Regions from separate parts of the Homo sapiens genome. Here region 2 is linked to region 1. A link is an interaction called in ENCODE POLR2A ChIA-PET data of the cell type or tissue named here. Cell type or tissue: Panc1. All regions are shown on one strand. Each heading gives the region's core, and the rest is flanking DNA. Links, peaks and the distances in the headings are about the cores only. Region 1 overlaps CAMKMT (calmodulin-lysine N-methyltransferase). Region 2 overlaps CAMKMT (calmodulin-lysine N-methyltransferase).

What was found. Peaks named below come from ENCODE experiments on the same cell type or tissue, not always from the same donor. Only the 100,000 strongest peaks of a DNase experiment are listed, where the experiment ranks them.
Region 2: POLR2A ChIA-PET joins it to region 1 with 5 read pairs; 4 of 35 experiments call an interaction of 5 or more read pairs at or near these places.

Annotation. Positions count from the first base shown.
Region 1 is chr2:44,501,634-44,512,969 of GRCh38, reverse strand. The region is part of intron 3 of CAMKMT (calmodulin-lysine N-methyltransferase); the gene reads right to left. Among named protein-coding and RNA genes, the nearest start is that of CAMKMT, 150 kb to the right of the region's middle. In Panc1, for the core only: no CTCF peak of the experiment used is centred there; no DNase peak of the experiment used is centred there; H3K27ac peaks cover 255 bases.
Region 2 is chr2:44,670,020-44,681,355 of GRCh38, reverse strand. All of the region lies in intron 3 of CAMKMT (calmodulin-lysine N-methyltransferase), which reads right to left. Among named protein-coding and RNA genes, the nearest start is that of LINC01833, 260 kb to the left of the region's middle. RefSeq lists an enhancer at 339-887. In Panc1, for the core only: no CTCF peak of the experiment used is centred there; no DNase peak of the experiment used is centred there.

The sequences.
Region 1 (11,336 bases), core at 1,639-9,638:
TAAATAGATATTTTGTTTTTGTTTTCCTGAACTGGCTTCATCCATACAGATGGGGGACAGCATACATCATATCATTCCAAGCTCTTCAGGAGATCCTAGGAATACTGACATTTATTTTATTTGCTTTGAGAATGGAAGTTGGTTTGCATTTATCTTAAGAAAAAAACATTGAAAATATAAATCAAATAAAAATATAATTTTAAGCAAGTATAATGAAGCCCATTGTAAGTTGACTATACATCATGTCTTTCAAAATTTCATACAGATTTAGGTATAGATATTTTGATGTTGTCTTTAACCAGCTGGCCTTCCAATAGAGAAGAAATACTAGCTTTAATTTATTGTAGTTTAGAAACATCATACAGGAATTGAGAAAGCACAAAAAAAGTAGGAGACTCTTGAAAGGCTAGCAACAATGAAAGGGTAGGAAAAACTGTTCTTTAAATTTAGGTACCTGTAGGTCAGAAGAAGAGGTATACTGTCAAAATGAGATAAATGAAAGTACAATTTTGTGCCATGTGTAAAATACATCCATAAAAGCTAGAAAATAATAATAATGGCTGCCACTCATTTAATGCTTACAACATGCCAGGTGCTATGCTAAGTGCTTTATATGTTTTCTTATTTCATCCCTACAGCAAACCTATGATTTATTAGCCTCAGTTTATAAAGAAAATGAGAAACAGAAAGGTGAACTTATTTGTCCAAAGTCAAAATGTTGGCTAAGGGGAGGAGCTAGTAACTTTTTGCCCCTTTTTTGTCTTGTGTACAAAATTACATAGACATGGTCAAGCATCAGCTAATATTGTCCTGCAAGGTAGTGGCAGCCTGGAGTCTGAGTTCCTTGGTAAGTGGTAGCAGCAGTGACTACAAGTGTCATGGCTGACGTAAGGAAGACGCAATCGGAAGAACAATTTCACTGTGCACTCCTTCCTCCACCCACAAGCAGAGAAAGTTCTCAGAACGTTTTCATTCATACCTGTTCTAAAGTCTGAAATTACAAGGAGCTACAAGAGGGACAGCCTAGGTAAGCACAAAGTACAGTACTATTAGAAGATGGGGGGTGGGCAGAGTAAGCAGGTTGGACAGATTGGTTTGCAGTATTATTAAATAGGGTGGTCAAGGAGGTCTCACTAACAAGGTCAAATTTGTGTAAACACTTGAAGTGAGGGACCCAACCAAAAGATAAAATCTGAGGGAAGAACAGTCCAGGAGGAGGGAACAGCTGGAGGGAGCAAGAGCCCCAGATGGTTTTAGGAGGCAGATCTCTCAGCCCTCAGTTGAAGTACCTTTTTACTTTCAGATAATTTACAAAAGTCCAATGTAACGATTAAGAATGTAGGACGTGAAATACTAGTCAGCCATAAAAAGGAATGAAATAGGCCAGGCGTGGTGGCTCATATCTGTAATCCCAACACTTTGGGAGGCTGAGGCAGGCGGATTGCCTGAGGTCAGGAGTTTGAGACCAGCCTGGCTAACATGGTGATACCCTGTCTCTACCAAAAATACAAAAATTAGCCAGGCGTGTTAGTGCACACCTGTAGTCCCAGCTACTCAGGTAGCTGAGGCATGAGAATTGCTTGAACCTAGTAGGCGGAGGTTGCAGTGAGCCGAGATGGCGCCATTGTACGCCAGCCTGCGTGACAGAGCAAGACTCCGTCTTAAAAAATAAAAGGAATGAAATAATGTCCTTTGCAGCAACTTGGATGGAGCCACAGGCCATTATTCTAAGTGAAGCAACTCAGGAATGGAAAACTAAATATCGTATGTTGTCACTTAAAAGTGGGAGCTAAGCTATGGGGATGAAAAGGCATAAGATTGATATAATGGGCCAGGCACAGTGGCTCACGCCTGTAATCCCAGCACTTTGGGAGGCTGAGGCGGGCAGATCACTTGAGGTGAGGAGCCCAAGACCAACCTGGCCAATATGGTGAAACCCCGTCTCTACTAAAAATACAAAAATGAGCTGAGCACAGTGGCACATTCCTGTAATCCCAGCTACTTGGGAGGCTGAGGCAGGAGAATCACTTGAACCCAAGAGGTGGAGCATGCAGTGAGCCAAGATCATGCCACGAAACTCCAGCCTGGGCAACACAGCAAGACTCCACCTCAAAAAAAAAAAGTGATATAATGGACTTTGGGGACTCGAGGAGGAAGGTTGACAGGGAGGTGAGGGATAAAAGACTACATACTGGGTACAGTGTATACCGTTCAGGTGATGGGTGCACTAAAATCTCAGAAATCACCACTAAAGAACTTATCCATGTGACCAAAAACCATCTGTACCCCGAAAACTATTGAAATGAAGTTTTTTAAAAAGAATGTAGGCGATGGAATCAGTGGAATGTAAAATCTGAGAGGGAAAGTATAATGAGAAATGGGATATTTGTATAGTCTCAAAGTATGTCTCAACAAGATATTTATTAATATTAATTACAAAGGGGAAAATAGTAGTGTTGTAATGGAGGATCCTAGGATCCACCACTTCAGCCAAGTGATCAAGGTGAACATTACCAGTAATTGAGTCATGTTAGAATCATGTAGCCCCAGTATGATTCACTGAGAAGGAGCACATCACTTCTGTAATATTCTAGTTTAAACTTTAAAATCTCAATGTAATCATGAGAAGACATCAGATGAACTCAAATTAACAGACATTCTACAAAATAATTGACTAGTACTCTTTAAAGTATCAAGGCCGTGAAAGACAGAGAAAGACTAAGGAATTACCACAGATTTAAAGAGACTAAAATAAAATGACAGCTAAATGCAGTATGTGCTCTTGGATTGGATCATGGACCAGAAAAAGGATATTAATAGAAAAACTAAAATTCTGGTGAAATTTGAATAAGCTCTGTAGAGCAGTTAACAGTATCAATGTCAATTTTGAGATTTCAATAATTATTCTATGGTAATGTAAGATGTTAACATTCAGGGAAGCCAGGGGAAAAGTATTTGAGAACTGTCATAGTCCATTTTTTATTGCTATAACAGAATACCTGAGCCTGGGTAATTTACAAAGAAAAAAGGTTTATTCTGATTCACAGTTCTGGAGACCGGGAAGCCCAAGATTGGGCAGCCACAACTGGTTGGTTTCTGGTGAAAGTCTTGTCCCACGTTGTAACATAGCACAGAAGTCAAAAAGGAAGTGAGCAAAACACAAAGGGTAGCCTCACTTTATAACAACTTGCTCTCATGGTACCAATTCAGTTCTACAATAGTGACAACTCACTCCCATGAGAATTACCGAGTCCTGCAAGAGCAGCATTAATCCCTCTTAACCACCTTAAGGCCCCACCTCCCAACACTGCCATACCAGGGACCATATTTCCAACACATGAATTCTGGTGACATACTCAAACCACAGCAGGAATTATACTTATTTTAAAACTTTTATTCAGGAGGCCGAGGTGGGAAGATTGCTTGAGCTCAAGAGATCAAGACCAGCCTGGGCAACATGGTGAAACCCCATCTCTACAAAAAACACAAAAAATTGGCCAGGCATGGTGGCATGTGCTTGTAGTCCCAGCTACTTAGAAGGCTGAGGTGGGAAGATCACTTGAGTCCAGGAGGTGGAGGTTGCAGTGAGCCAAGATGACTGCACTCCAGCCTGGGTGACAAAGAGAGACCCTGACTCAAAACAAAACAAAACAAAAAACAAAAACAAAAAACTTTTTTTTTGTAATAGTCTAAAATAACTAAAAGTTAAAAACAAAGAAAAATAATTAGGCTATTGGAGACAGTTCCCTGAGCTCAAATCCTGGCTGAGCTGAAACCCTGGCTCAGTCCCTCATTAGCTCTTGTCACCTTTCTGTGCTTCAGTGTTCTCACATTAAAGCTACAGGAATTTAAGACATATAATTTTTTTTTTTTTGACATGGGGTCTGGGTCTGTCATCCAGCCTGGAGTGTAGTGGCATGATCTCGGCTCACTGCAACCTCCACCTCCCAGGTTCAAGCAATTCTCCTGTCTCAGCCTCCCGAGTAGCTGGGACTACAGGCACATGCCACCACACCCGGCTAATTTTTGTATTTTTAGTAGAGACAGGGTTTCACCATATTGGTCAGGCTGGTCTCGAACTCATGACCTCAGGTGATCCACCTGCCTTGGCCTCCCGGAGTGCTGGGATTACAGGCGTGAGCCACCACACCCAGCTGAGACATACAATTTAAGACATACAAGTTACATCATATTTTTCCACTGCCTTTAACATAATATTATAGAAATTGATAAGGATATCCTAACCAGATTACTTATATTTATCATAGGATTATTTACCTAAAGGAAAAAAAATCCCATAGAAAGTTATTCAATCTATCCAGGCCAAACTTTCCTTTTACTACACATCCTACATATACACATACGTATTCCTTTGAGATAAGGTAAACGTTTAGCCACAGTACTGGAACCTCTAGGTGGATGTCTACAATGGTCTCTTGTAGGATGTTCACAACCTTTGAGTGTGAGGGAAGGAAAGAAACATGCTTTCATTGTGCATGAAAGCTCGGAATTTTTAAACACTGTAGTGGGGAACTCCCTTCCTGTAACTGGTTCTATACCTATAGGTATACTGCCTACTCACTCCCTTGCTGTGACTGGCTATATGCAAACCAGATAAACCTAAGGTGCTGATGCCACAGGATTAATACCTAGATATTTGCTCTGCTATTTCCCACCAATGTGGCTATAGGTTTACATTTACGCAAATTAGGCAACTCTCATGTGTTGATGCTGAATAAGGCACTGTGATTCTCCCTAGGATCTAGAATCAATCACAATTGATACACTAATTCACTCTATACCAGTGCTACTCAAAACAGGGTCTACCTATGCCAGTCCTTAAAGTCACTGTTACTTGTTCAAGACAAGGTCATTACATTAAAGTACTTAGAAACTTTTCACATTACCACAACGTTTTTACTTTATCAAAGTCTCAGCCCATAAGTGCTAAACATTTAAACACATGCATAAAAGTCCTTCACCACAGATAGTTTGAGAAACACTGTTCTGGAACAGTGCTACTCAAAGTTTGATGTCCAGGCTGACAATGAAGTGTCTGTTGCCAGTTTGTGCCGAGGTAAGTTTCTTGCATCAGAATGCAGATCATTAAGCACATTGTTTAGTTCGGCTGACACTTTTTTCACAGCATGACTTTCTTGATGAAGGAAGCAGTAAGTTGATTTAATTCTGGTACAAGCTGCTAAACTCCTCTCAGTCTAGTGCTTTGAGTAGCACTACTCTACTTCATCAGTAAAATGGGGATAATGAGAGTAACTATCACAAAGCGATGTTAAACATTAAACTTAATGAAACATGTAGAGTGCTTATAAACAGAACTAAATAAATATGAATAATTATTACTTTTACTATTATCACAACAGGACTTCTAAAATGATGAGGAGATCACTGCAAACAGAAAATAGACAAGAAAAAAATGAGATGAAATCAGGGTCATTACAAAAAAGGCATACTACATGGTACAGTACACCAATTAGAAGTAGGCCACCATGAATTTGGTTCAGTGCTTTTTTGCAGTCAATAAAAAGGAGAAAATGTGATGTGTTCCATGATGCACACTATCCATAAGGTTTTTTTTATAAGTGCTCCAAAGAAGTACAACCAATCCTGGTTCTGAGTGAAGGTCATTAAAGATTTAAGGTCTGAGTTTCAAAATTGAAATTAAACCTACTTTGCCTTTTGCCTCCAATTTGTAATGACAAAAAGAATTTACTGAAGCAAGGTAGAAGTTCTAACAGACTTGCTATAGAAGAAAATTTAGCCATTAATCTGTCATTTCAGTCAAAGTTAAGCTCATTAATAACTTCTATTCAGCTCCAAACTGCCTTCAATTTTTCTATTCCTTTCTGATAAGGACACACATATTCAAAAAAAAAAAGATTGCACAAATTTTATGAATTCCAAAATGAACAGGTAAATAATATTGAAGATAAGAATTTTCTTGTAGGCACTACCTTTCTAAATGCCTTGTGAGCTTTTCGAATTAAAACGTTTTAAAGAGTATGTTTGCCATTCCGTCACATAGTCATTTTTATAAACATTTCAGATTTGAAGATTTTTTGATCAGCATAAATTTGCAAGATAAAAATGATACCTTGATTATTTAAAGTAATATTAGCTAACACATTTTGAAATATGACAAAAAGCAAGAACGGTTTAAACAGAGTTAATTTTGAAAGAAAATTAGTCAGTAAAGCACACTTATTACAGAAATCCAATTTGGTATAAGGAGATGGATTTCTTGAACTATATTTATACTATGTGAAATGTCTCATGTTGTTATTCATTATTAGCACTAAAAATCTGGGTTTACCAGTATCTGTATTCATAGAGTCCCCCTACATTGAGAAATGGCGTTTATTTCTGTCCGACCAGAACATAACTAGGATTTTAACATAATATCTATCCCAAAATATAAACAAAGAATAAATTATACAGATATTGACTAAAACCAACCACTATTATCCCCAGATGTTTAAAACAGTATAATCAGAAAGAAATATGAAAAATAACTCACATATTTAAATGAAAATCGCTGAAAACTGTCTCACATGCAAGGAAGAGAATCATCCCTTTATTTACAAAATCCTTAAGGCATGAGAAAAATTCTCCAATAGAAATAAATATATTGTGTAGAAGAGATGAGGTATACAAGTAGTCTTCAACTCATTCTCCTTGAATTTCAACTTTCCTTATTTCATTTTCTCACTTTTATACCCCTACCACTTAGCTTAGGAACATTTACCATTTGCTCCTTCTTTCCTTGAAAAAAGCACAGATTTAAACTTTTAGTTTCACAGGATGCGGTGGCTCATGCCTGTAATGCTAGCACTTTGGGAGGCCACGGTGGAATGAACTGCTTGAGCCCAGGAGTTCGAGACCAGCCTGAGCAACATGGTGAAATCCTGTCTCTATAAAAAAATACAAAAATTAGCCAGGCATGGTGATGCACAGCTACTTGGGAGGCTGAGCTGGGAGGATGCTTGAACCCGAGAGGAGGAGGTTGCAGTAAGCCAAGATCGCGCCACTGCACTTCAGCCTGGGCAACAGAGCCAGACTCTGTCTCAAATAAATAAATAAATAAATAAATAAATAAATAAATAAATAAAGTAAATAAACTCCTTGTTTCTCCTTAATGTAACAGGAACAAGCTGACATTTTATAAAGGAAGCACAGTTGACTCTTGGACAACACGGATTTGAACTGCACGGGTCCACTTACACATGGATTTTCTTCCGCCTCTGACAGCAAGACAAACTCCTCCTTTTCCGCCTCCTTCACCTCAGCCTATTCAATGGTAAGATGATGAGGATGAAGACCTTTATGATAAAGAATAGAGCAACTGGACATCAGCAAAAAAGTGAATCTTCACCAAAAACTCCCACCTTATACAAAAAATTAACTCAAACTGGACCACAGACTTAATGTAAAACATAAGACTATAAAACTTTCAGATAAAAACAGAAGAAAAGTTTTCAGGACCTAGAGCTACAAAACTAGTTCTTAGAATTGATGCCAAAAGCACAACCCACAAAGAAAAATAAATTGGACTTCATCAAAACTAAAAGCCTTTGCTCAGCAAAAGACCCTATTAAGCAGATGAAAAGAGTAGCTGCAGACTGAGAGAAAACATTTGCAAACTACTGCATATCCAACAAAGAGTAGCATGTAGAATATATTTACAAATTCTCAAAACTCAATTATTAAAAAAAAACAATTAGAAAGTGGGTGCTCTAGTTTCAATATGGTTTGTTTGACCCCTCCAAATCTCATGTTGAAATCTGATCCCCAGTGTTGGAGGTGGGGCCTAACGTGAGGTGTTTGGTTCACAGGGATGGGATCATTCACAAATGGCTTGGTATCATCCTTGCAGTAATAAGTGAGTTCTTGGTCTATTAGATTCAGTGAGAGCTAGTTGTGAAAAAGAGCCTGGCATCTCTCCTCCCACCCCTCACCACATGACCTCTGTGCACACTGGCTCCCCTTTGCCTTCTGCCATGAGTGGAAGCAGCTGGAGGCCATCACCAGAAGCAGATGCTGGTGCCATGCTTCTTGTACAAGCTGTAGAACCATGAGCCAAATAAACCTCTTTTCTTTACAAATTACCCAGCTTCAGATATTCCTTCATAGCAACAAAAAACCAGACTAACACAATGGGCAAGACACTGAACAGGTATTTCACAAAAAAGGATATACAGATGGAAAATAAGCACATTAAGAGATCTTTGACAACATCAGCCATTAAGGAAATGCAAATTAAAGCCATAATGAGATATCACCATACATCTATTAAAATGGCTAAAATAAAAATAACAGCAACACCAAAGGCTGGCAAGGACGCAGAAAAACTAAAAGGCCCCACCTCAATTCTGCCCTTGTAAGAGGCATAGGAAATTGAACAAACCCCTAGGCCAAAAATCAGAAAGAAGCACATCATAGGCATCCATTAAATGGTTGTTAAATAAACAAATTACACTTGTCTAAAGCCAAATATTCACTTTTATGGAATCATAAGGTAAGCCAATTATGAGCTCTCAAAAAGCTCATTTTGAATAAAGAATTAAACATAAATTCAAAAATATCTATAAATACTTGAAATCTGAACTAATACAACATATGACCCTAAAGGGAGTGCCCTAAACTAAGTCCTAAGTCATTTGAGCAGTGTGTCTTATCTTCTAGGATTCTGGGGGAAGATAGGGAATTAAGGCAAGGGTGGGACTCACCATAACACAGATGAGTTCTGGGTTGTGTTATGGTCTGAATGTTTGTGTCCCTCAAAATTAATATGTTGAAACCCTAATCCCTAATGTGATGGTATTTGAAGATAGGGCCTTTGGGAAGTAATAAGGCTTAGATGAGGTCATGAAGATGGGGCCTTCATAACAGCATCTGGGCCCTTACAAAAAGAGACAACTCTCTCTCCCCCTTCCCGTTTCGTTTTCTCTCTCTCTCTCTCTCTCTCTCCCCACCCGCTCTTCCCCTCTCTCTTTTCCTCTTTCTCTACCTCTCTCCACAAGTAAATTCATCAAGGAAAAGCCATGTAAGAACATAAGGATAAGACAGCCCTTCTAGGACAAGCCAGGAGACGAACTCAGCAAGAACAGAATCTGGAGGCACCTTGATCTTAGATTTCCTAGCCTCCAGAAGTGTGAGAAATAGATTTCTGTTGTTTAAGCCAACCAGTCTAAGGTATTTTGTCACAGCAGTCTAAGATCTAAGAACAGCGTGCTTGAAACTACAACTCTGTCACACTGGGTTTGGACAGACTTCACGTGGACAAATGAAGAAGCCTAGAAGCGATTCTTTTTTCCTCTTTTTCTCAGTTTGCTGCATGTATCATCTCTGGGCTGAGAATTCTGATAGGAATATTTGAAAATTTTCATCTCAAAGGTCCTCTTCCCTTTTATCACCAAAGTTTAGTCTAAAACTTCTATGACATCTCAAGCCTGCTGTAATTTCTCTTTTCTCTCTGAAGACTGATACTATTAACTTTTTCACATATCTTAGAACTTAAAAGTAATCTGGCTTGCTGATAGAGTGTGTCATATGTGGTTATCTGATTTCCCAATAGACCATCAATATCTTAGGACAGAGCAATCTCTTATATTCTATCCTCTTTACTCTTACTTTCCCTCACACTCTTGCAAGCAATGATTTAGATATGCAAAGTTTCTAACAAAGGTAGGTCAGAAGTACTTCCATTGTTTGCTTTTGGGCCAAACCTGAATGACACAAGCAGGGGAGAGGTTAAATTTCTGGAAAAAAAAATTGGTTATTACACTAACAAAAGAAATATGGAATATGGGAAAGAATTTTTTTAAATAATGAAATAAGCTTTTTTTGAATAGACTTTAGTTTTTTGTTGCATTTTTTGGTAAGAAAAATAACATGGAACAGAATAAAAATGCCCTCTTCATAGCCAAGCAAGCACTTGGCTATAATATATGCTAATAAAACTGTGACAAAGAATTATATGTAGCACAGGACAAATCAGTAGTCATCATCACAAAAACTAAAAATAATTAGATGAGTTAAAAAAATGTTTTCTATACCCCCAAATTACATATCCTATTAATACATAGTATTTTCCTTTAATTGGCTAAGAAAAAGGAACTATAATATATTTTATTATGGATAATAATTATTGAATAGTTTTACCTTCTCTCTTCTAAAATCAGCTTTCCTTAAGGGACAGTTGAAATCTCAAATTATTAAATCTTGAAGGTGGATATGCATGCTGGGCTCTCAGTGTTCTTTTTCCTTTAAAATAAATACCTTTATGAACCACCTTGAAATATTACCTAACCCAAGTTCAACAATCAAGGTGGTATGTCTTGAAATGTTCTCCTCTAAAAAGCTAAGTTAAAATTCTAATTAAGATGGCAAACCAGATCAAGGCAAGACATTATCAAGCATTATCAATTTAATGGTGATTAGTGCATCAGATTAATTTCTAGAGAATGGACACAGTGAAACTGAAATAAAGCACTGGCCATTTTTAAAGAAAGTTAAAAGGGTACAAGGGCATGGGAGGTAAGGAAGGCTTGAAGTGCAGAAAGGGAAAAGAAAAAGAGAGCAGACCTGGAGTGACAGAGACAAGGATACTAATCAGTCACAGGGCACACAAGAGCACAGGGCAGGGTTTAGGGGAGAGATACAACAATTCAAATCTAAGTTGGGAAACACCAAAGATAAATGTATATTTATTCGGTAATTTTTTTTTTTTAAAGACAGAGTTTCAACTCTGTTGTCCAGGCTGGAGTGTAGTGGTGCGATCTTGGCTCACCGCAACCTCTGCCTCCTGGGTTCAAGCAATTCTCCTGCCTCAGCCTCCTGAGTAGTTGGGATTACAGGTACCTGCCACCATATCCAGCTAATATTTTGTATTTTTTGTAGAGACAAGTTTCACCATGTTGGCCAGGCTGACATTACATGTGTGAGGCACTGCGCCTGGCCTATTTGATAATTTTTGCCTGAGGCAAGCCTTACATAGCCTTTACATTTTCTCTTTTTGTTGTTTTGCTTTTTTGTTTTTGTTGTATCATTTTATTCTTGTTTCGCCTCCAACCCACCCCGCTACTCTATTGCCCAGGTTGGAATGCAGTGATGTAATTATAGCTCACTGCAACCTTCAACTCCAACTCCTGGGCTCAAGCGAAACTCCTGCCTCAGCCTCCTGCTGGGACTACAAGCACGAGCCACCATGCCCAGCTCCTTTACGTTTTCTAATGTTACATCCTAATTCAAACATTCGAACTGCACCTATAAAAATATTTCCTGAGTAGACCCAGTGTTTCAATTTGTCCGAGCCCTTT
Region 2 (11,336 bases), core at 2,176-10,175, 170 kb before region 1:
CTGCGACTAAAATCCCCAGCTGAACAACCCACATACAACTCAGTGAGCAGACTTAAAACAAGGCCATTTATTGGTGACTGTTATGCAAACAAAGCGTCCAAGTCTTAGAAACAGATGTCAACTGAAGCATATGCTTACTGTAAACTGGAATTTGATTCTCTTTATAAAAATAGACATAAATGGGCCTTCAGAAAGTAGCCTGCCTCTTGTTGTCTACCACTGCCTAACTTGATTCAGCCTAAAGCTTTTAAAGAGATGAATAGACTGATATGTGAGGGCAAAAGAATAAGAGTTTAAAAAAAATTAAATTGGAAATAAATGATAACATGTTGGAGCAGTTCCCAGAAGCAATTTTACAGATTTTTCTCTAAAAACACAAGACAAGAAGTTAAAGGCTTAGCGCAGGTCACCCATGGCATGTCGAGTTATCATTTCCTACCACTTAGGGTGGAAAAGAAACTGCACATTCGGGTGGCAAGTTTAGTGGCGCATACTTTTTACCCTCCTCTCTCTTTCTTTCTCTCTCCCTTACCTCTTCTCACATCTTGATGTCTTTTAAATGTCACTTATTTTACATGAGGCAGTTGGTGGAGACATGAGTCAACAGCAATCAGAACCATTATCCCCTGCAGCGAGTCCTGGTCTTAATGCATTGTGACACCTTTGCTGGCCAGCCACCGATTTACCTTTCTGCTTCTTAGGGAATTAAGTGGCATCATGTGAAAATGGTTGTGATATGAACAGCATGGGCATAACTGGTATTAAATTTACCTCTCAGCCTAAGTGAATTTTCCTCACATGTGACGAATCAAAATGAAAGCCTGTGGACCCAGGCTGAGCTGGCCGGCACTTCCCCACCCCTGGGACCAGGGCTATTTTGTTTTATCTCTTTGTACAAGCTGGCAGAAGTTTAAAGTGAAGGGGATAATCCAGTGCTGGTGTCCTTATGAAATAACATCCTTACATGAAGAGGCTTTTAACTGTCTGTCGCTGTCCTCTCAAAAAAAGAGTGTGACAATCTCATTTTGCTGAGCACACTCCCATGAAAAGGGAAAATAATAGCCATGGCTGCCATGGCTAGCACTGACCTTACATGATCTATTATCCACTAAACACTTTAAAAGTCAGTTTTGCATACACTGCAGGAGGAAATGAGGGAACTACCACAATCATTTTCACTTTAGTGAATTTGCCATCTATTTGAAGTCCGTCACTTGATATCCCAACACATCCAGCCAGTGTCACAGTATCATGAAAAAGAAAACACCGCTGATTAAAAGATGCCAAGCACAGACACACTGGCACCCTGCTATTTCAGACATTTGCTAGGAGTAATGGCAGCCGTGGAATGGCTTGGTGTGAACTTTCTTCAAACTTAAACATAAGAAAAAGAACAATCAAAGATGAAGTCCTTCAAATTTTTAGAAGTGCTTGACATTCCTTCAAAAATATGTTTTACTAACCACTTAGCGGAGATCAGTAGGTGCCAAAGGAAGTGCAGGCAGAGCAATTATCATCCTGCACAGTCAGCCTGATGCTTATTCACAGACAAGAGTGGCTTGCATTCTGCCATGAACCAACTGTGCATGTTGCTGATAATAGAGCAGAGGTATTGCTAAATTGGTACTGAAATAGCACACCTCGTTTACTTCCAGCAACTTATTTGTGGAAGGCAATGAAGGCTGGAATATTTTCTCATAACTATAAGAATACTCAACTCATTGTTAACGTTAAAATTAGTTTTCTGACATGGCGCAGGCTATGCATTTACTTTTCCTTAAATAGGAACTTCCGTGCCAAGGGTATAACATTAATGGCATTTCTTTCCCCTCGTGGAGAATGCACTGCTTCATTAATAAACCATCTAGAAGCCTGACTAGTAATCAAATTCTTGGTCACTTTACAGTTCTCCACTCAGAAGTTCAAAGACTGTTTCCCTTCATTTTGGTAATGCATTTATTCTTGAACCCTTCACTCGGAGGCAAGTAATCAGAGTGGAAAAAAATGAGGGCAGAGATCCCTGAGAGGATGGCTGCAGTCCAATATCAAATATAATAGTTGTCAAGTTTTGAGCCACATTTATAAAATTTAATATCACTATATTGAGGTTTTGGGCAGGGACAAAAGAGAATAGGCAAATAAATGGTCACAATATTCCTCAAGCATTGATTCACCCACAGGCCCCAAAACACTGGAGTTTGACTTTCTGAGTTAATACTTCCACCCTGAACTCCATGACCCAACTCTAACCATCAGCTTAGAGGAAACCAGGATGGTTTATTCAAAAGAGTTTTGGGAATTCGATTCATAAGAGTAGAAAGAGGATTTTGTTAAGGTTCTTTTGGGACCAAATCAACTTAACAACCAGTCTGCTATTGGGTTCCTGGGGATTTTCAACTCAATGTAGAGAGAAGAGAACCAAATTTCTCAATTAGAATGGGAGAAAAATAGGATTTGGGCCAAGATAGATAATTATGAATAAAGAAAAGTGAGTAGCAGAGTCTGCCATTTTCACAAAACAGGTACATGGAATACCAGGGGCTCCCACTTTCAGGACTCATAAGAGACAGACTGAGAAAAGATGAGAAGGAAGGCTATCAGGAGAAAAGAACACTCAGAAGACAATATACAAACATTCACAATTACAGTCTTACTCATGAGATAAAAATACAAGCACAAAACATAACATGGCTTCTGAACTACTAAGTTATCCATTGAGTAGTATTGTCCGTTTTTTGCTGAGTAAAACCTGCTGTAGGAAAAAAAATATGAATATCAAGCAATTGGTCTTTAGAATTTGATTATGCACTTCAGGAATGAGGCAGGAGTAATGAATTCAGCCCAAGTGTTTGGAGAGATTGGCCATTTTAGATATGCCTGAACCATTAGCTTGAAGCTGGAGTGTGTACCAAGGGTGGTCATGCTGTTCACTGATGAGTAAGCAGCCTCATGATCTCAGGTAGGCTCAGCAGCAATCTCAGTGAATACACAGTCACATTTAGAGAAGTACAGACATGGCTAGACCTGGATGTCTAACACAAGATGAAGAACTAGCACCATCCCCATTTCACTACCTATTTACTTAACATTTCAAAATGTTAATGGAAAGAATTAATCTGAAGTGCACCATCACAAGTCTACTTTTTTCACGCATTTAAAAAATTTTTTTCCAAGCTACTCATAAAGATTGTTTGGGGTTTTGTTGGTGTTTTTGTTGCTAATGGGTTTTCGGAAACGCAGCAACCCAGCTAGGTAAGGAACACAGTTAGTTTAGGATTCATACATGGAATTCCTTTTTTTTTTCTTATTGAAAAAACTGTATTGTAAAGAGTTATTTCCCATTGTAAAATTTTCATAGTACAGAAAAGTTTGTCAGTTCTCTCTTCTTTATACATCCTCTAATTGTACTCCTTAGTGACACCATTAACTGGGTGTTATGCATGAGTCCAGCTGTGAAATACACATACACATTGACTCTCACACACACTTGTGTTTTATGCCAGACATTTTACACACACACACACACCCCAAGAGCAAGGAGATTGGAATGGAGTACACCAGGTGCGGGCAATAAGGAGGTGCATTGTTATAAGAGAATTGTAAAAAATAACACAACCTTCTAAAAGTAAATACGCTTTTTTTTTTTTTAGACGGAGTCTCAATTCTGTTGCCCAGTCTGGAGTGCAGTGGTGCCATCTCGGCTCACTGCAACATCCACCTCCCTGGTTCAAGTGATTCTCCTGCCTCAGCCTCCTGAGTAGCTGGGATTACAGGTGCCCGCCACCATGCCCAGCTAATTTTTGTATTTTTAGTAGAGATAGGGTTTTGCCATATACATGGAATTCCTATCTCCAATGTGGCTGGATGTGGCCTGGCTACTCTGGACAGCTCTCCTGAGTACAGACTGCTGATGAGGAAGTTGGGATTTAATTGCTTGCATGCCCTTACTCCACAAACTGAATGCAATCTTCTACCCAGATATCCCTTCTGCTGAAATATGCACAAGTTTGCCTATGTTCTTGCAAAATAATACAAGGGACAGGGAAGAGATGTTTGGTGACTCCTCTTATCCCTGTTAAAACTCCTGGCACACTCAAAGTTAGGAATAAGCTCATGCTGCCTCTCCATTAATCCCTCCGACTGCTCTTAATCATGAAAATGCTATTCCACTGACTTTATAGCAGTCCTTTAAAAAATGAGGTTGGGCTCAATAAATTTTGTAGGTCACAATTGTTTATAAAACAATATTGATAAAGCAGTTCAGGAGATGAAAATCCCCTTCAGGATTGTTGAAACACAAATGTAAAGGGTCAGCACAGTCACTGTCCTCAGACAGGTATAAAGAATCAAGGGCACTGTAAAATAAAACATAATGCTAAAATACAGTGGTTTGTTTCCTGCAGAGAATTCTGAGAGAGAGAAAAAAAATCCTTATGAGGGAAGAAGGCTAGTGAATTAGAAGCAGGAAGACAGAATTTTTTAAAAAAGAAGAAAAAATAACCATTTACTTAGCATCTACTAAATGCTGGGCATTGTGCTGAACTATTCATAAATACTATTTCATTTAAGGATCAACATACCTTGCTCATTAGGTTCTCTCTCTCAGATGAGGAAGCTGAGGCTCAGTGAGGTCAGGTGACTAGCCAAACACCTTCCGTCCTCTCCATGCCAGTGAGTGGCTGGGCTGGGACTTAAGCCCAACCCAAGCTCTTAGACCCACCAGACTGTAGGACCCCTTCTGCAGGCACAGCAAGGCTGGAATGGGCATGAAGATGATTAGGGAGACCCAACTGACAAGACTGACTTTAGGATTTACGGAATTTGGGAGATGTGGAGAAAGAGGCTTAAGGATGACTCAGAGGTTTAGGGTCCAGATGACTGGGAAATTTGTGGTGCCATTAACAACAATAGGAGTGTGAGAAAGTCAAGCCTGTTTTGAGGATCAGATGATAACGCATTTGGGTTTTATACATAGTGAATTGAAAGCAATATGGGAATATTCTGGTTGGATCTACTGGAAATATGGAACTAGATTCAGTACCAAGGATAAATTTGGGATATACATTTAAGAAACACCCACATGGATGGAGATTAAAATTAAAAATATGGGAGTAGATCAGCAAAGAGAGGGAAGAGAGAGAGAGCGAGAGAGGGAAAGAGGAAATAAGACTAAGGATAGAATTTAGAAGAATGCTTCCCCAGAGGGAAAAGCTGTGCAACCTCAATGAGTTTACTGCACTAGTCTGAGCCACAGTTTCACCATTTATATGCGGATGATTGAAAGTTGGGTGGATAAACAAAATATGGTATGTATATGCAATGGAATATTATTTGGCCTTAAAAACGAAAGAAATTCTGGCACATGTTACAACATGGATGAACCTTGGGGGACATCATGCTAAGTAAAACAAGCTAGCCACAAAAAGAAAAATACTGTACAATTTTACTTATTTGCGGTACCCAGAGTGGTCAAATTCACAAAGAAAGAAAGTAGAATGATGGTTGCCAAGGGCTGGGGGAGGGGAGAATGGAGAGCTATTGTTTAATGGTGACAGAGTTTCAGTTTGGGAAAATGAAAAGAGCTCTGGAAATTGATGGTGGTAATGTTTGCACAATGATGTGAATATAATTAATACCACTGAACTGTACACTTAAAATGATGCAAATGGTAAATTTTACATTATGTGTATTTTACCACAATTAAAAATAAATAATTTTTAAAATGGAGATAAGAATATCTATATCCTAGGGTTGATGTGACAATAAAAGACGTTTGAAAACTTGGCACAACATCTGACAAATAATTTGTCTTGTATGTCAATAAATATTAGTTTCTTTTCCTCTCTTACCAGAAAGGAAGAAGGAAAAGAAAGAAGGAGAACAGGGAGGGTGAGGAGAGTAATAAGAGAAGGAAGAAGAAAACCAGAAGGTAAGAATGTCATGGAAGTCATAAAAGCCCCTTTAATAGTTCTACCAAAGGGGCAGGTCAACCATGTGAAAGATTGCAGAGATGAAGAAAATAAAGATTCCGGAATCTGACAATTAAGAATTATTTATAGCTTTTGAAAGAGCCTCATTAGAGTGCTGAAACCAGGAGAAGTGTTTAAGGGAATAAAAAGCAATCAGCCATCAAGTTGAGGAGGCAAGGAACACAGATTCCTTTTCCAAGAGGTTAGGGGATACAGAGGAGAAAGATGGGAGAGAATTAAGGGAATGTAGAGTAAGGGAAGATTCTCCTACTATCATTTGCTGGCTTGCCTTTTTTTTTTTCCCCCCCTTAAGGTTGGTAAATCCCGAGCATGTTTGCAAACAGAAAAGAAGAAATTCGTGGAGAGTGAGAGGTAAAAGATGCAATAGAGAGAAGGATCAAGACCACAGGGAGAGGATTTAGCTTAAGAAAGGAGGGAGTCACACCTTTTTCAGGGTGGGAGACAGGAGGAGAAGATTGATAGTTTGTGTGTTTTTTTTTTCCTTGTGGGGAAGAAATCATTACATGCCAAGAATGTGAGGCTATTAGCAGGGTAGAGAAACAACAAAGCTGTATAATCAACTCTTAATTATCAGCATTTTGGTTTATCAGCTTCAAATCTTGCTTGCAAGCAAGTTAGCACTTACTCAGCTTAATTACTTGCTTTGTTAGCATTTCAAACTCAATGTAATATAACTTTGTATGTGGCCTGCAGCCCAGCAGGGTAGCATTTTGACACCTGAACACTTAACCACTTCCGTTATTCTGGGAAAAGATTTACAGTAGGGCACTTTGGTTGAGGTTGGGGGCTTCGCAGCAGTCTGAGAGACAAGCAGTTAAGCTTTCCAGGTGTTACTGAGTGTTTTCATTGTGTGGAGGCATTACTTTGTTTGCAGTGATTTCTCAGATCAGATACATGTTTTTCTTCATTTATTTAACATTTTTCGAACCCCAGCTATGTGCCAGAGACTGTGCTCTAGCTTTTGGATACTAAGATGGTCCCTGCAGTCAAGATGCTGATAGTCTAGTGGAGGAGACAGATGGGTTAACAGATTGTTACAATACAAAGGGGCAAGTTTATAATATCAAAATACAAATGCAAATAACCAAGTATAAATCACAGGGGTTTGCATACCCTTTTGGATTATCAACCTTTCCTTCTTACATCATTCAAACAATAATGAGTTGACTATATTCTAGTTGACTCTTACATATAGCATGATGAAGTAATGAGGTATCCTGATAAATCCAGGACAGGAACGTCAAATTTAGTGAGACCTGTCAGACAATAAGTGATTCCACACAGACTTTCATTACAGGGGAAATTAAGCAAACTTCTTTTTTTCTTTAGGTAATTTTGAAGGTTTTGGTGCATGAAAATAGCAAACATGATTCAAACTTTTCTTCAGCAAGAAGGAGATTTGCTATGAAGAGCAGTTACTGGGCTAAACTGGTATGAAGTGAGGTGTCTGGAGCTCTGAGGGCTGGGTGTCCTAAAAGACTGTTCCATTATGCTCGGCTGTTTGTTCCCACCCTGAAGAAGTATTTAATCTTTCCCAAATTCTTTGTAACTTATGCTGTCACTTTCTCACATCAGTGTTGAAATCTTCACTTCTCTTTCCAGTCATCTCCCTTCTTTGTCCTGCAGTCTTCATATTTTCTTCTTCCCCCTTTCCTTAACGCTTATTTTGCTTGGCTCCTTTATTTGTCATTTTCCCATGTTTCTAGGTTTTGCAGCAAGTGCCTTGGTTTAGATAGCTACCGCCACCAAATGAGAACCCCTCTTTGCCTTTTGATAAGCAAGCTGGTCACACTCATCAGGGATGATGTTTAGGTTTTTGGGTGTATAGATTTCTTCCTTCCCTCCTTCCTTCCTTCCTTCCTTCCTTCCTTCCTTCCTTCCTTCCTTCCTTCCTCTCTCTCTTTCTTTCTCTTTCTCTCTCTCTTTTTTTTTTTTTTTAAACAGGGTCTCATTCTGTCCCCCAGGCTGGAGTGCAGTGGCGTGCAATCATGGCTTACTGCAGCCTTGACCTCTGAAGCTCAAATGATCCTCCCACCTCAGCCTCCCAAGTAGCTGGACCCACAGGTACATGCCACCATACCCTGCTGACTTTTTGAAATTTTTGTAGAGATGGGGTCTCCTTGTATTGACCAGGGTGATTGCAAACTCCTGGCCTCCAGCAATCCTCCCATCTCAGCCTCCCAAAATGCTGGGATTACAGGCATGAGCCACGTCGCCCAGCCTATGTTTTTAAAACCACTCATTGCCCCAAAGTTTCTTCCTTTGCCCGTAGTGCCAATTAAAAAAATCAAACAAAATCATATATATGGAGGAATTCTGTCATTTACCAAGAAATACACAATTAAGATCATTACTCCCTATTTCAGTGCTATTCCAGTGTCTAAAGTTGTTGTAAGAGAAAATTACAGATAACCAAGGCATTGACTTATTTTGATTAGTAGTTATGAAATGTCTGTTTATTAGAACTGCTACCTAGAAAAATATAGCTAAAAATAGAATTCATCTAACCCTCAAACTAATATAAAACACTGTTATTGCTTAGGCTTTTTTTTTGGATGATTAATAAGGTACTTGTACATCTTACAGTACTTCAGGGTAGTTGGTATTTATCTCAGCTAAGACAAAACTAGAAATGTACAAAAGTGCCTGGTACCCAGAGCTTGGTTGATATCTGGTAAATAAGCAACTATGAGTTTCTGAAACTGGGAAGCAGACACAAAGCTCTTTATACTCCCGGGGCATAGTCTCTGGCTGTGTCATGGTGTTCCCTTTGAATGAATAGGTGCTCTGCTCATGTAGAAAGAGACTGAATTGGAGAAGGTCCCTAAATGCAACTAAAAAGGAGCAGTGGCCTAATGGTACAAATAGTTGGGGTACAAATGGTCTTGTTCTGCAAAAGTAAATTCAAGAGGGGCTCAGCAAATGTCAAATGAAGAGCAGCTGAAAAAAAAACCCACAAAATTATTTACTATTTTAGCCACGAAAACTAGAAAAGTGGCATTTCAAATTGAAATTGTAAAAAGCTCTGCCCACTCCACTTGTGAGCCGCATTCAGTTTGGGCAGGTTGTTCTGAGAGTGGAATGCACTCTTCCCGAGTAAGTATGTATTGCTGCCATTCACCAGACCTCCTTGCTAGTCTGCATGCGGCTATCTCCCCATTATACATCCAAAGAGTAATCAGGGTGAAAAGGACAGTCAGTGTAAGAGGAAATAATTGCAGCTTAAACTACTCTTACTCATTAAGAAGCAAGACTATTTGGGGAGTGAGGCGGATGGGGAGGGTCAGGGAGAATGGTATTGAGTTTTCATCATCCTGTCGGGGCAGGTCAAGTTTTAGCTCTAGCAATTTTGGCATGATTTTCTATAATCGCATTACAGTTAAAAGTATATTAATCACAGTAACTACCACCATCCTATGGTGAGAGTAATACTTGCAGGAAGGGCAGGAAAAGAATCTGAAGTGTGTCCTAGGGTCTGCTTCTGTGTGTTTGGTGGGAACTGCCCTTTGTCTTGGAGAAATGTGGTTGAGAATCGGTTTTCAAAAAATCATGAAAATACAATGCCCTCTTTTAGCCAGAAACAAAGAGAAATATATGATAAAAAAGAAATGGAGAAGATTAAAAGGGCTTGGGGAGTTGAAATTTTAAAAGGCCCAAACCAGCTGACAATACTTCACACCAAAAAAATCCCTGAAAATTCAAATAAGGCATGAGATGTCTCTAAATCAGTGGTTCTCAACCAGAGGAGGTTTTTGCCCTCAAAGGACATTTGGGGTGGCCACACGGGGTGAGGGTGGAGAGCCACTGGCATGGTGAGTGGAGGCCACTGCTGCTGTTGAACACCCTCAGTGCACCGGGCAGGCCCAGACAACAAACAGTCATCTGCCCAGAAGGCCAACAGTGTCACTGCTGGGAAACCTGGCTCTAAATAAATTACAAGGAAGGCTTAAATATTGTAATTTAATTTTTGCAGTGTATTCCTGTTACCCATCTGAGGCTTTATTATTAAGATGTTTGAGGTTGTTATTCATGTCCCAGAAAAATACATGGGTATCACAAATAGGACTGGGGATTTAGGGGACTAACTGATGACAGGAAAGGATGCAGATCTGAAGTGCAATTTTGAAGGAAAAAAGGGGGTAGGATTTTGGGGAAGGAGACTAGGTACTGGAGCATGGAAGGACAATGAGTTTGATTCATGACTTAACGTTGTATCAGAATAACTTCAGCACACTTATACTCCTAAAGGAGACTACAAAGTCAGCTAATCAATAATACTAGGCCATTCTAAAAGCTACCTGTTAACTTTGAACAAAAAGGCAGCATTTATTAATATTGCAAGCATTCCTTAGGCAACTAGCTATCTGTACCCAGGATTGAGAAGGCCTGGTAAAAAGTCAATTAAGGTGACCCAGGGCCCAAAAATTGATAGGTCAAGAGCAGAAGAGGTGGATTATATTTTAGGCAATAGAGTGTAATCTCTAAGGAACCATGGAGAGAGGATTGGCGAAAGATGTTCAGAAGACAGACCTGGCTGAGGCAGCGTTTCTTAAAGTGTGGTTCCTGGATCAGCAGCATAACCTAGGGACTTTCTAGAAATGCAAATTTTAAGGCTCCATCCCAGACCTACCGAATCAGAAACTCTGGAGGTGGGGTCCAGCAATCTGTGTTTTTAAATTTTTATTATTTATTTATTTATTTTTTAGAGACAGGGTCTCACTGACACCCAGGCTGCAGTGCAGTGGCATTATCGTAGCATGATCATAGCTCTCTGCAGCCTTTAACACTGGGGCTCAACTGATCCTCCCACCTCAGCCTCCTGAGTGGCTAGGACCATAGGTATGCACCAGCATGCCCAACTAATTTTTATTGTTATTTTTAGAGAGAAGATCTCGCTCTGCTGCCCAGTCTGGAGTGCAGTGGTGCAATCACTGCACTCCAGTGATTTTTTTAGAGATGGGGTCTCCCTATGTTGACCAGGCTGGTCTTGAACTCCTGGTGTCAAGTGATCCTCCTGCCTCAGCCTCCAAAAGTATTGAGATTATAGGTGGAGCCACCACACCCAGCCCAGTCTGTGTTTTAATGAGCTCTCCAGGAACCACATGGAATAGTTTGTGTAAGTGAAAATCATCACATATAAGCAATTTCTTATAGTTCAAGAAATTTCTGTTCATTAAGGCACCATAACAACAGTAAACAGACAAGCTAAAAACTGGGAGAAGATAATTGTAACACATAACTGATCAAGGATTAGTATTCAGAATATATAAGACATTCTTACAAATCAATAAGGGAAAGACAATTAACCCAGTAGAAAAATGGGCCAAAAATACAAATAGGCATTTC